Linked DNA regions of Homo sapiens: region 2 is linked to region 1. Evidence: read pairs that join two places in POLR2A ChIA-PET (ENCODE). Cell type or tissue: GM12878. All regions are shown on one strand. Each heading gives the region's core, and the rest is flanking DNA. Links, peaks and the distances in the headings are about the cores only.

Evidence for each region. Peaks named below come from ENCODE experiments on the same cell type or tissue, not always from the same donor. Only the 100,000 strongest peaks of a DNase experiment are listed, where the experiment ranks them.
Region 2: POLR2A ChIA-PET joins it to region 1 with 5 read pairs; 3 of 35 experiments call an interaction of 5 or more read pairs at or near these places.

Annotation. Positions count from the first base shown.
Region 1 is chr9:72,405,110-72,412,379 of GRCh38, forward strand. No RefSeq gene overlaps it. Among named protein-coding and RNA genes, the nearest start is that of ZFAND5, 44 kb to the left of the region's middle. In GM12878, for the core only: no CTCF peak of the experiment used is centred there; no DNase peak of the experiment used is centred there.
Region 2 is chr9:72,631,833-72,639,102 of GRCh38, forward strand. All of the region lies in intron 4 of TMC1 (transmembrane channel like 1), which reads left to right. Among named protein-coding and RNA genes, the nearest start is that of TMC1, 110 kb to the left of the region's middle. In GM12878, for the core only: no CTCF peak of the experiment used is centred there; a DNase peak (open chromatin) is centred at 3,549.

The DNA.
Region 1 (7,270 bases), core at 1,720-5,719:
GTTCTGCATTGATAGAAATCTAAGTGGAGTACTGGGTGCTCAACCTGAATCACTGTGAGGCCATTTTATACTGATGAGTGATTTTTATATAGTAGGGGCTCAGAGTGCAAAACTGCATTGTCTCTCCATTTCTACCTTTGGAAAATATTTTAATGATTAACAAAAGTGGTTAAAAAAAACAAAAAAAGGCTTCTACTAATAGATCTGGGAGAATTAAACCAGAGTAGATCATCAGACTATCTCTTTATAAAATATATTAGCCACATTCATTTATTATTAACATGTATTATTTATTTGCACAAAAATACATGTATTCATTGTAAAAAAAATCCAAAACCACAAGTAAACAACACTATCAAATTACCAATGGCACCTGGGGAGATTACCACAATAAATACAATAAATGAATGTATGTAGCAGAATAAGTTGGCCAGCGAATGATCTTTCCTCTCTTCTTAGGTGAAGGAATTATTAGCCTTACATTAAAGGAAATAAAAAGTTGCCAGGTATGAGCTACCAGTGAGCAATTCCTAAATCCACCTGTTGTCCTTGAAAGATCAGTTAGTTCTGGCCACTAAACTTAATGTCTGAGTAGGAGGGTAAGATCAACTCTTTCTTGTGGGAGAGTCTTAAAGGAAGGCTGAGCCCTGAGGGAGGAATAGGGGGAAGAGAAGAGTTTCAGTTCTTAAAGTAGTCAGAAGAGCTCTGACCTGGTCATCAGTAAGACTGAATTTAGATCGTTGCTCCTAACCATTGTGTGACCCGGAGTCGATTATCAATCTCTCTGAGCATCAGTTTTCCTATTAATCAAATGAACGGGTTGAGATAAGGAAAAGTCTAAGGTGGGAAAGAGATTGTGGAAATGTCTAAGACATAGCTTCTACAAATTTAGTTGTAAAAATGGGCCCAAGAAAGAACACTATTTCTAGATTGGGGTGATGGTGGGGGAACGAGGGAGATGAGGATGGAGAGAACCTTAGCAGAGGGCTCAGCTAAAAGTCTGATCTTGTTCAACACCTTCATTCAGGATCTAGAACTAAGCTGCCCAATATGGCAGCCTTTAGCTACATGTGGCTACTTTTGGAATTGAGATGTGCTATAAATGTGAAATACACAATGAATTTTTAAAATAGTACAAAAAATCTAAAATATACCTGTAACAATTTTAAGACGTTGATTAAATGCCAAAACAATAGTTCATTGGATAATTCATTTTACCTGCCTTTTTTTTTTTTTTTTTAGTCAGGGTCTTGCTCTATCACCCAGGCTGGAGTGCAGTGGCACAATCCCAGCTCACTGCAACCTTTGCCTCCCAGGTTCAAGGAATTCTCATGCTTCAGCCTCCTGAGTAGCTAGGAATACAGGTGTGTGCCACCATGCCCGGCTAATTTTTGCATTTTTAGTGGAGTCAGAGTTTCACCAGGTTGGCCAGGCTGGTCTCGAACTCCTGACTTCAAGTGATCCACCCACTTGGGCCCCCCAAAGTGCTGGGATTACAGGTGTGAGCTATGGTGCCTGGCCTACCTGCTTCTTTAAAACTTTTTATTGTGGCAACTAGAAAAATTTAAATTACGTGTATTTCCATTGGATGCTACTGATCTAGGCTCTAATTTTAAGAAAATACACTTTGGGAAAATGTGCAATGAATAATCTCTACATGGATGTGGAAAATGTTGCGATTGTAAGAATGGTGTAGTAGAATGAGTGTCATCAGGAATTTAAATATTAAGTAGATAAGAGAAAAGCAGGAAAATAGGAATGACAACAATACTTGAAGGGGAATAATGATAACAGGTTTGCAAACTACATATGAACCTGAACCTCCGATTGACAAAAAGCAGTTTAGAGCTAGTCTGGTGCAGAGAAACAGGCCAGAGAGTCATGCCTTGTTTGTGGTAGTTGATTCTTTTTAACTGAGCCTGTCTGCACTTGATTTAAGTAAGAAGGTAGGGATGGGAGAGGGGAAATTAACAGGGTATGATTTACAAAGCATGTTTATAGATCTTACAAATTGGCTTCACTAAAGGAAGGAGTTAATACATGTCAATAAATGAGTACAACTACTATAATATGCATAATGGCGTTTGCTAAATAGCAACTCTTCTTCCTGGAAAATTTCCTTTACCTCATACAGATGAATCATTTACTTCCAGAAAATAGTACACTTACTGTAGGCTTAGTTCAATCCTAGTGATTAAATTCGGCTAGCCAAGTCAGGTCAGATTTCATGGTAACATGACAAAAGGGAGAATAAAACTCTAAAAGGACATTGAAAATGTCCTAAACACCATATCCAATGGCTTTTCACAGTCTTCATCCTTCTAAGCTTCAGAGCACCACTTGACAGCAATAACCTTCTCTTTAACATTTTCTTCTCCATTGCCTTCCAGTGATGTGATGTCTGAGGTCTTTTCTTTTCACTCTGACTTGTCCTGACAGGGAAGCAGTATTGATTGAAGAACAAAGGTTTGTGGGTTGTAGTGAGAACTTGGGGTAATAGTTTCTGTAAAGTGTGTAGTAGGTTCTCAATCAATTATAGCTATTAGCTTTTGTTATTACCTTTGACTGAATATTTTCCTTCACCCAAGCCTTACATTTACGTTCTCTGTTCTTCATATACTACAGAATTGTATTTACTTCTTTTGTTTCAAATGTTACCCCTTTATTAATAAACAGCTGCACAATGTCACATCTGAACCTGTCTGTGAATGCATGGTGTAAGTATTTTTATTGTTTTTTTTTTAAGGCCTGGGCAGTGTATGACAGGCAGAAGCTTCTTTCTTCCAAATCTGTGTGCGTCTAAGAGACTCGATGTCACTCCACCTCCCCATTTTTGCCAAGTGCAGCATCACAGATGTGTGTCTGGGTCTTCCTCCAGTCCTTCAGCATTACACTCCCCAGAGCTCTATGAATACAATGGAGGCTGGGATGCCAATACATTCCAGCATGATCTTAGTTTGGTTTCATGTGGGACTTCTAGTGTACTACGACATTCTGATGATGGGTTCAAGGTAACTTTCTATGACTGGCACAAAAATGAGAGAAATTGTGTTATAGCTTTAGCTGTGGGGCTTTGGGCAGGTCATGTCACCTCTCTGGCTTAGTTCCTTTATTTGTAGGATGAGTGATTTAGACTTGATCTCAACACTTTCTCGTGCTAGGATGCTGAGTTTCTTGAAGACAATGGGCACGTAGAGGATAGCAAAGCACATGATATTCTTGAAGCTTTCAAATGAAACAGTGTTGTTCAAGGCAGGATAATGGGAATAGATTGCATTCCCAAAAATGTTCACATTAGGGATTTTTTTTTTTTTTTTTTTTTTTGAGACAGAGTCTTGCTTTGTCCCCCAGGCTGGAGTGCAGTGGTGCAAGCTCCATCTCCCAGGTTCACGCCATTCTCCTGCCTCAGCCTCCCAAATAGCTGGGACTACAGGCGCCCGCCACCATGCCTGGCTAAATTTTTTTGTATTTTTAGGAGAGACGGGGTTTCACCGTGCTAGCCAGGATGGTCTCAATCTCCTGACCTTGTGATCCACCCGCCTCGGCCTCCCAAAGTGCTGGGATTACAGGCGTAAGCCACCACACCCAGCCGGGGTAATTTCAATAGCTATTACGACCACAGGATTGCCATCCCGACAAGCCTCATATACTTGTTACTATTTTTATCACTGAAATGATAATTTATTGGTCATTTTAATCATAAAAGTCCTGCTGATTTTTAGTTTTGTAGATTACATAATGAAAAAAATCTTCTTTATTTATTTAGGCGCCCAGTACATGTTCATTGTAAAAATTTCAAAGAATAGAGAAAATTTTTTTAAAGGCAGTAAAAATCATCCCCAAATTCTGGCCACCTGGGAGTAATAATTTATAAAAATTTGGTTAGTGTTCTAATGTATGTGACCTTACATAAATTAGAACAAACTATTAATGCTGTCTTGTAACCTGCTTTCTTTCTTTGTTTTTTGTTTTTGTTTTTGTTTTTGTTTTTTTGAGATGGAGTCTCACTCTGTCGCCCAGGCTAGAGTGCAGTGACGTGATCTCGGCTCACTGCAACCTCTGCCTCCCAGGTTCAAGAGGTTCTTCTGCCTCAGCCTCCTGAGTAGCTGGGATTACAGGCGTGTGCCACCATGCCTGGCTAATTTTTTGTATTTTTAGTAGAGACGGGGTTTTGCCATGTTGGCCAGGCGGGTCTCAAACTCCTGACCTCAGGTGATCTGCTTGCCTTGGCCTCCCAAAGTGCTGTGCATTTGGCCTATAACCTGCTTTCTGAAAAAGTTTTTGGTATATTGTAGATATCTTTCTTCAGTAGTGGCCATTGATTTAGAATCATCTTTTGTAATAGCCATATTCCATTGTCTGGTGGATCCATAATATATACCATTATATATTTATTTATTCCTTTCATGATGGATATTTAAGTTATTTCTAATTTTCCACTATTATAGATAGAACTGTGATGAACATCAAGTCATATCAAAGCTTACAAACATATTGAAACACGCTTATTTTGAAATAAGAGCAGAGTTATTTTGTTAGGCAATTAAGAGGCAGTCAGTAAATATACTTTGATAATGATTGTCCCTGCGATGCCCTAATTCCTGATTTGCAATAGATTAATGCACTGTCACCATTATTTTCCAAAAGGTTAGAAACTTACACTTAATCACTGTAACTAAAAATTAATTTTATGCTATTAGAAATGATAAGGTAATACAAAGTATCCTTTCCCCAGCTGAAACTATTATAGTTATTTCTAATTCAGCCAGCCCTTATGAAAATAATAAAACATGTATTGGCTTCTTATCTCATTTGAATATGAAGGTTTATTGTCATTCATGTTAAATGTTGTTTTTTTTTTTGTTTTGCTTGAGTTAATAATACCTCAGAGTTGGACTAACACCATCTCCTTTTGTTAATCATCGACTGCCAAAAATTCAAAATCCCAAGCAGATTGAAGGAACAGTATAAAGTAATTTTCAGAGGTTTATTTTGGGAATGAATTTACAGAATATTTGCTTTTTTATCCTAGTACCTCATACAGTGCCTCGGACATAGTGGGCACTCAATAAATATTTATTGAAGAATGAATGAATGAAGCACATTCAATTTGTGACTTAAATAATGGTGAATATCTGAACCAATGGGGCCAACTATTTCTACAACTAAAATAATCCATTGGGGTTACCACAGAATTGACTTTCTACACTTAGAAATAAGGTGAATGTTTTCCACTAAACATAACTCACCAGTTTTATCATTCTTAATATTCATTGTTTATAGAGGGAGTTGGAAAACTGTCTCCTGCGGGCAAAGTCCAGCCTGCTGCCTATTTAGTACAACATGTGTGCTAAGAATAATTTTAAAAATATTTTTAAATGGTTGAAAACAATCAAGAGAAGAATAATATTTCATGGCAGGTAAGAATTATATAAAATGTAAATTTACTGTCTGTAGAGAAAATTTCACTGGAATCCTACCATGTTCATTCTTTCATGTATTGATGAAATTTCATGTTTTATGGTTGAGTTACAACAGTGGCATTGAGTAGTGACCCACAAAGCCAAAAATATTTACTGTCTGGCCTTTTACAAAAAAATTTTTGCCAACTCCTAGTTTTGACCCAAAACTGTTTCTTGGGGACAGGGATGCATTTTGAGTTACCAGCATTATCGAATGCTAGAGTGACAGCAACCTTGGCAAAGGCAAGTCAAGGCAGTATGTCTGTTTTGTTAACTACTAGAAAATCGTAGTGGTAGTATATTCTCTTTTCTTTTTTATCATCTCTGATTGAGGAGACCAGTCTCTTTTTTTGAGATGGAGTTTCACTATTTTTGCCCCTGCTGGAGTGCAATGGTGGGATCTTGGCTCGCTGCAACTTCTGCCTCCTGGGTTCAAGTGATTCTCCTGCCTCAGCCTCCCAGGTAGCTGGGATTACAGGTTCACGTCACCACACGAGGCTAATTTTGTATTTTTAGTAGAGATGAGGTTTCACCATGTCAGACAGGCTGGTCTCAGATTCCTGACCTCAGGTGATCCGCCCACCTTGGCCTCCCAAAGTGCTGGGATTACAGGCATGAGCCACTGTGCCCAGTCTGAGAAGACCAATCTTATGCAAACCTCTTACTGGGCCCAGCAATTCAACTGTGACCCCTCTGGCCTCTCTGGCTTCCCTCCAGAACCCTGCCTGCCCCATGGTTGTATAGGCTGGGGACACTAATGACTCCCCCAAAAGCCTGTCAGGATTTTAAAAATTGGGCTCTTCGGAACTTCTGTGGAAAATTGAAGAGGTTTGTCTATATCCTAAATGTATGAAATTATTGAATTCTTACATGAATTTTAGTTTGAGATTTTAATTTTAATTAGTTTCTTCTACAGTGGAGATACTCATTTGCACCAAGTTCCTGAGAGTAACTAAAGATCACGTGAAGAAATAAACAGTTCAATTATTGTTATTCTTTCACAAGATCGCTATAACACTGATTATAAAAGAGAGAGATGTTCTTACAGACACATGCTCTTTATTTCTGACTACCTAACAATTGTTTTTAATAATGGCCATTTCAAGCTGTCCCAGTTGTAGCATGGGTCATTTGCTATACGTATTGTATTAGGATTCTCCAGAGAAACAGAACCACACACATACACACACACGTGTGTTTGTGTGTAAATATATGTAGACATATGTAAAAATATGTAAATATATATAATTTAAATTATAGAAATTACATATATATTTCTGTATGTGCATATATATGTATGTGTAAATATATGCATGTAATTTCTATAATTTAAATTATATATATTTTTAGTTTTCATTACAGTTTTCTAAAAAAATTGGCTGATGAGATTGTGGGCACTGGCCACTGTGAAGTGTGCAGGGCAGGCTGGAAATTCCAGCAGGAGTTGATGTAGTTTTGTATCCAAAGGCAGTCTGGAGGCAGAATTCTCTCTTCTTCAGGTGACCTCAATCTTTTCTTTCAAGGCCTTCAACTGATTAGATGATGCCACACACATTATGGAGGGAAATCTGCTTTACTCAAAGTCTACCAATTTAAATGTTAATTATATATACAGTATACCTTCCCCGCAACATCTAGGCCAGTGTTTGACCAAACAAATGGGTACCACAACTTAGCCAGTTGACACTTAAAAGTAACCATCACACCTATGTGAATGCATACATATAAACATATATATGTATGAAAGACATATATATAAATAAGTGCATGTATGACACATCTACTACCTTTCTCTTTGAACAATGCTG
Region 2 (7,270 bases), core at 1,575-5,574, 230 kb after region 1:
AAGAAGATGGGATTGTTATGAAACAGGAGCACAAGGCTACTAAAAGAGGGCAAGCCTAAAGGAAAAGTCACCAGGGTGAGATGGAAATAGATATAGGAAGAATAGTGAACGGTGGCAAGGAAGTAAAGGAATACAAAAGTAATAAAATATCCATTGCATTAGTCCGTCCTTGCATTGCTGTAAAGAAATACCTGAGACTGGATAATTTATAAAGAAAAGGGTTTATTTGGTTTATGGTTCTGCAGGCTGTATGAGAAGCATGGTGCCAGCATCTGCTCCTGGTGAGGCCTCAGGAAGCTTCTATTCATGGAGGAAGGTGAAGGGGGAGCTAGCATATCACATGGTGAGAGATGGAGTGAGAGAGAGAGAGAAAGAGAGAGAGGAGATGCCAGTCTTTTAAATAACCAGATCTTATGTGAACTCAGAGTAAGAACTCACTTATCATGAGGACAGCATCAAGACATTCATGAGGAATCTGACCCCATGACCCAAACACCTCCCACTAGGCCCACCTCCAACATGGGCAGTCACATTTCAACATAAGACTTGGAGAGGACAGAACATCCAAACCATATCACCCACATTGAGGGAGCAAGGAGCAGACTCCATACTGCAGAACACACATGGGAAACAAACTTGAGAAGTTTCCCCAGGGCATAGGGTAAGAGGACGAGGGGCTGGAAAAAGAAAGGTAATGGATATAGAGGACAGAGAATGGAGTTCGAAGATACATCTAAGAACTTTACATATTCCTAAGGAACCCACAAAGATAAAACAAACAGAGCAAGTATGAAAGATGTAATAGAAGCAAATGACCCTGCATTGAAAATGATCAAAGTATGCAGATTGGAAAGGCTCACAAATTCCAATAAAAAGAATTGAAAACAAAAAAAAATGCTGCAATAACATTCTTTAAACTATATTAATTGTAAGGTTTTTACAAAAATAAGTACTCAGGCAGTAGTAAAAAGTTTGCGAATAAAGAAACCAAAATTAAACTCTAACTTTTCTTATGTAATACCAAATTCCAGAACTTGGAAACATATCTGCATGCTTTACCAGGGACCAGATTATGAGGCAGTTATTTAAGATTAGAAAAGTTCTCTTTCATTGGTAAAGGCAACAGAAAGATATATTTTAGAGGTAGAAGCTCTCTAACATAGACACTATTCTGCCAAAAAAAAAAAATAAGATAAATGTAACAAAATAAAATGAGCTTCAAGGTGTATTTTGGTCACTGAGAGATGATTCAAAAGAAGACTTTGAACAATGAGAATGTTAACATTTAAAAGAATAGGTGGAATTTTTCCTTACTCAGTTTGTTCAATAAAATCATGGGTCCACTGTAACCTGATATATCTTGTTGCTTAAAGGGAAAGCTTGGCCCTACCTTTTCTGCTTTCTTCTGTGTTCATGGTGTAGAAAATGTATTTTTGTTAACCAATTATTTACTTCACACTTGAGGTAGACTTTGTTGCCATGTTGGATGGCTATTTTGTTAGGTCAAACAGTTTTCTGCCACATGCCTATGTGATTTTAAATAATGTAGCCCTCACCCTGAGCTTCTGCTATAGGGACCACATGCTTTGTGGTAACCAGGTGCTGCCAAAATTGGATGATAGCAGGCTCCTGACCCATGCCTGTCAAGTCATAGGTGGTTAAGGTCATGGGAGTTGGAGTCAGACTGTCTGGTTCCAAATCCAAGGTCTACCAGTTGATTTTGACCTTAATTTTCTTATTCTGTAAAATGAGTTTATTGATTGTTCCCACTCAGTTCGTTTGAGGTGAGGATTAAATGAGTTAATACCTGTAACTTTTTGACTGGCACAAGACACAATCCTATTACATGTTCTGAAAAAAAATTCTCTACATGAACCAAAGGAATGAATTCTATTTCCTCCACTGCTACTACAACTCAACACTTCTAATCACCAAATGTGTGGAGGTTTTTCTACATCAGTTTGTCAGACACCTACTATGTGTCCTATAATTCAGTTCAGTTCTGACACCATCTACATGGAAACAACATCCGATCCCATGGACTAAAAGCTCAGTCTCATAAGACTGTCTATAATGGCTCAAGTGGGTTCTTCTTGCCTGCTGCACAGAAAAACCAATACATCAAGGCAGTGGTGTTGCAGTAGAGAAAGCATTTGATAATCACAAGGCCAGCCAAGTGGAAGCATGGGAGATAATTCTTAAATCTGCCTCCCCAAGAGCTCAGGGGCTAGGGTTTTTAAGGATAATTTGGCAGACAGGGGACTAGGGAACGAGTGCTGCTGATGAGTTGTGGATGAAATCATAGGAGTATCCAAACTGTCTTCGCATGCTGAGTCAGTTTCTGGGTGGAAGTTTCTGCGTGGGAGTCAATTTCTTGGCATGAGTCACAGGTCCGGGTGGAGTCAGTTAGTTGCCAGAATGCGAAAGTTTAAAAATATCTCAGAGACCAATCTTAGATTTTGACAATAGTGATTTTATCTATAGGAGCAAGAGGGGAAGTTAAAAATCTTGTGACCTCTGGCTACATGATTCTTGAGCAGTAACTATTATAGAAAGGTAAGCTAGGGAACAATGTCTGGTTATCATTTAATTACACCTACATCTTAGCAGAATTTAAGTTCTTCTCATAAGCCCAACCTTGTGGACTTTCATTAGTCTTACAAAGGCAGTTTCAGTCCCCCACCAAGGAGGGCATTAGTTTCAGGTAGGGACTGTTATCATCTTTGTTTTAAAGTTAAAAAAGGCAGTTAGCTTGTGATGTTAGAAGAAAGATGTCAGATTTCTCTCACTGTCATAATTTTTGCAAAGGTGGTTTCATGGCCCCACTTGAAATGAGAATGGGAAGTCCAGGTTTTCACCTGTGCTTTAGACTGGGTGGAGATAAATTAAAGGTTCACAGGACCTCCTCCTCAGATTTGACCATTTGCTAGAATGGTTCACGGAACTCAGAAAAACAGTTTACTTATTTGATTACCAGTTTACTTTAAAAGGAAATTACAACTCAGGAAGAGCCAGATGGAAGAGAGGCATAGGGCAAGGTATGTGGGAAGGAGCATGAAGCTTCCGTGCATTCTTGGGCTCATCACCCTCTCAGCACCTCCATGTGTTCAGCAACCTGGAAGCTCTTCGAAAAATGTTCTTAAGCCAGGTGTGGTGGCTCACACCTGTAATCCCCGCACATTGGGAGGCTGAGGTGGGTGGATCATCTGAGGTCAGCAGTTTAAGACCAGCCTGGCCAATGTGGCGAAACCCCGTCTTTACTAAAAAGAGATTAGCCAGGTGTGGTGGCACATGCCTGTAATCCTAGCTACTTGGGAGACTGAGGCAGGAGAATTGCTTGAACTCAGGAGGCAGAGGTTGCAGTAAGCCAAGATTGTGTCACTGTACTCTGGCCTAGGTGACAGAGCAGGACTCCGTCTCCAAAAAAAAAAAAAGAAAGAAAAGAAAAAGAAAAATGTTCCTTCAGATTTTTATGAGGGCTTCATTGCATATACATGCCCCTCCCTGGAGGTTGGTCTGGAGGTTGGGCTGAAAGTTCCAACTCTAACCACATGGTTGATTTCCATGGCAACAGCCCTGCTTATCATTAGGGACTTCCCAAAAGTCACCTCATTAACACAAACTCTGGTGTGACTGAATAACAAAAGATGCTCCTGTTACCTTTATTGCTCTTAGAAAATTCCAAGGGCTTTAGGGGCTTTGTGCCAAAAACAAACACTATATATATCTTATTATAAATCACACTATCTCACATTATTATTATTTAAAATGATAAGTCAGTCAAGCTCTCTTTTCTTGAGAATTTGATTTGGGAAACTTCGAGAATGAGGCAAGGAGCAGTGGGAATAGGAGTTTAAAGTAAGCATAGAAAGCATAGAAAGAAGCTAGGGAATAGATTAAGGTTGCAAGGAGGGATAACAAATGGAGATTAGGAAATAGTGGAGACTGTGATTAAGCAGAGCCTGTCATTAGGCATTTCTGATATAAACCCAGATGCTGTCATATCACCTCACTGAATGCTTGCCCTGAAACACTTGTTTTAGTGCAGATAAATTCATCACCTAAGGATGGCTTATCCTTTCTATGGCCATTGAACTTAAGAGCTCCACTAAATAGGATAACTCCCTTTATGCTGGGAAATCTACCAAAATTACCTGTGTCAGAAGGGTAAGAAAAGAGAATCCAGGATCCAGAATGGGATTGAAGTGATCTCCCATTCTTTTTGTGATATTTAGACTGCCTTCTGCCTCTCCAATCGACAGAATAAAGACCAAACTTCTACCCGGGTGGGTAGGGCTTATCCTGAGGATGGAGACTTTCTAAGTATAGATGGTCAAGAAACTGGTGCACATTTAAGTTAGACGCATCTCTAAATTGTCTGGGCTTAGACTATTCTAAGAATGAATAATTATGAAAATTGAGGCAGCTCAGAGACTCATTTTCTAAGATTTCAATATATGATTAGCAAAGTGCTATAGAAAAAAATAAAATGGCACAGTTTGGCAGTTGGCATCTTGTATCTTTCTGTCCCAGGTCTTTCTTGTGCTTGTAATTCTTTCATTGATAAAGAACTCAGCTATCTATCCAGGCGTGATGGCTCATGCCTGTTATCTCAGCACTTTGGGAGGCTGAGGCGGGAGGATCACTTGAGGTCAGGAGTTCGAGACCAGCCTGGCCACCATGGTGAAACCCACATGGTGAAACATCTGTACTAAAAATACAAAAGTTAGCTGGGTGTGGTGGTGGGAGCCTGCAGTCTGAGCTACTCAGGAGGCTGAGGCAGGAGAATTCCTCGAACCTGGGACTTGGAGGTTGCAGAGAGCCAAGATTGCGCCACTGCACTCCAGCCTGGGTGACAGAGCAAGACTCCATCTCAAAAAAAAAAAAAAAAAGGATTCAGCAATGTGTGGTTCTTTTGAATCTATGGTATGTATTAGCACATCACAGCAGAGCAGAGGTTCTCAACAATTGATTTTATTCCCCAGGGGACATTTGGCAATGTCTGGAGACAATTTTGGAACTTAGAGGCTGATGCTATTTTGGAACTTAGAGGCTTAGATGCTATTGGTGTTGTGGGCAGATGACAAGAGAGATTGCAAACGTTCTCCAATTCAGAAGGCAGCCTCCACAAAAAGAATTATTCAGTCCAAAGTGTTAATAGTGCTGTTATTGAGAAACCATGCCCTAGAGAAGCAGCCTAGAACTTTGAGTTTTTCCTTTTTTTTTTTTCAATCAACTAATGAGAATAAATGTGGAGGAGACGGGCAAAAATGTCAGCAGCCCCGTATGGTTTTCAAAATCATTTCAGATATTTGCTATTCACCAGTGTCAGCCAATGTGTTTATTTTTGAAAGGTCAGAAATTTCATAGGGCCAGATTACTAAAATGGTTATTATTATTTTTTTGTTTTCAAGAGCTTATGTTAGTTATCTAGTATAGAGAAGTCTACCATAGAGATCCCTTTGTTCTGAGTACTGGACTTTTTCACTTACCAAAACTCTCCTACTCTATACGTTCTTCACCGTGATAATCCAAGAAGTCTGAATCCTCCCCATGGCTCTCCCCTGTTTCCATCCCCAGTCGGTGGGTTTCCCACAGGTCTCCAGTGTGCTTTGGAAGTAGGAACTCCTAACAGATTCACAGTTTGAACATGGTAGTCCTCTGAGCTGTTCAGTATTTTAAATCTCTCTGCAGTTAGTTATAATCATTCAACTCTTTTAGTCATTCTTCTAATGTCAGTATAGATAACTAAAAGATTGTAATATTAGAAGACCTATTTCCCAGAGACCACAAAGACAATCTCATGGAAGTCCCACTGTAGTAAATAGAGTCTATTTTCTACCCAGCATCTGGTAGAGTAATTCAGACATGTGTTTTGACAGTTTGCCTGAAAGTAACTTGACAAATAATTTTACTAAAGAATCCTAGAAAGTCAATGGCAACATTTTGTTCATTCTAAGTTGTTCAAGCCACGTCCTTAGATGTGGTTGATTCAAATTTCTTCAGAACTGGAAAAGCACAAGAGAATTAGTATTCCAGTAATAAGGAATCATGGATTGTGGCAGTCTTTTTAAAACATAAACTAGTTTAGCACATAAGTGGTGGCCTAGTACATTTTAAAGTGGAGTCCAAGGGAAGTTTCTTGAATTGCTGTAGTTCTTATGGTGTTCTGCTGAAGCCGTGTAGATCTTATGGTGTTCTGCTGAAGCCGTGTAGATATTGATCATGCTGCCTCCCACCACCACCCCCTTCATTCCAGATCTGCTCAAAGACAACTTAGAAGGTCCTATCCTGGTCTCCTGTCTGAAACATATACTTTCTCTCCTCCCGCCCCCAGCCTGCCCATACTATTCCAATCCTTCTCTACCTATTATTCCTTTGTTTTGTTTTCAATATAAAAATCTTATCTATTTCTTTATACGTTAATCATCTATCACTCCCCACACACTACAATGTGTGCATTCATTCCCTGAGTAACTGAAACCTAGAGGCCCGGGAGTCATTTTTGAAACTTCCTTTCCTTGGCTTTCTCCTCTAACTGCTCTTCCAATTCATCGGCTGGATTTGACTATTCTAATTCCAAATCTGTCTGGAACTCGTGTACCTCTCGCAGTGTCCACTGCTGTTGTTCTGGTCTGGGGCACAATCGACACTCATGCTCACCGAACTGCAGCAGCCCCCTTCCTGCTGCTTATTTTGACCACACCTCTTTTTGAACCTATTCTGTACAAAGGAGCTGGAAAGAGTCAGTAAAAATACAGAGCATAGTGTTCATTGCCTTGCTTGGACAGGACCTGCCATATGTGTCTTCTCTATAGTATTGGCTGAATGCATAAACAGCGAGAAATAAATGTGTAGAGAGTAAATTGATAGAAAGCTGCCCTCAGTCATCTCCCATGGAGAGGGCTAGTGATGACTGGCGAAGGTCACAGAGCTACTATGTGTTAGATTTTGGACTAAAATCCAGTTTTTCTGAGAACGGTCAAGAGTTTATTTATAGAAAACATGCTGCTTTATCTCTTAATTCCTTCTCACTCCCTGCAAATTAGTGGCATTTTAGTTTACTTAAATGCACAATTATTTTTAATTTTGATTGAAAAATTAATACTCATTTACTTCTGAAAACTATTTCTTTACCGAAGAGCATAGAGAAATAAGGGAGTAATTTATCAACCTACCATAGGTGGAATTTTTACTTTCATCTTTATACTTTCTTCTTCATTATTGTTTTTTTTAAAAAACGTAAGTATGCATTTATTTTTATAATCAG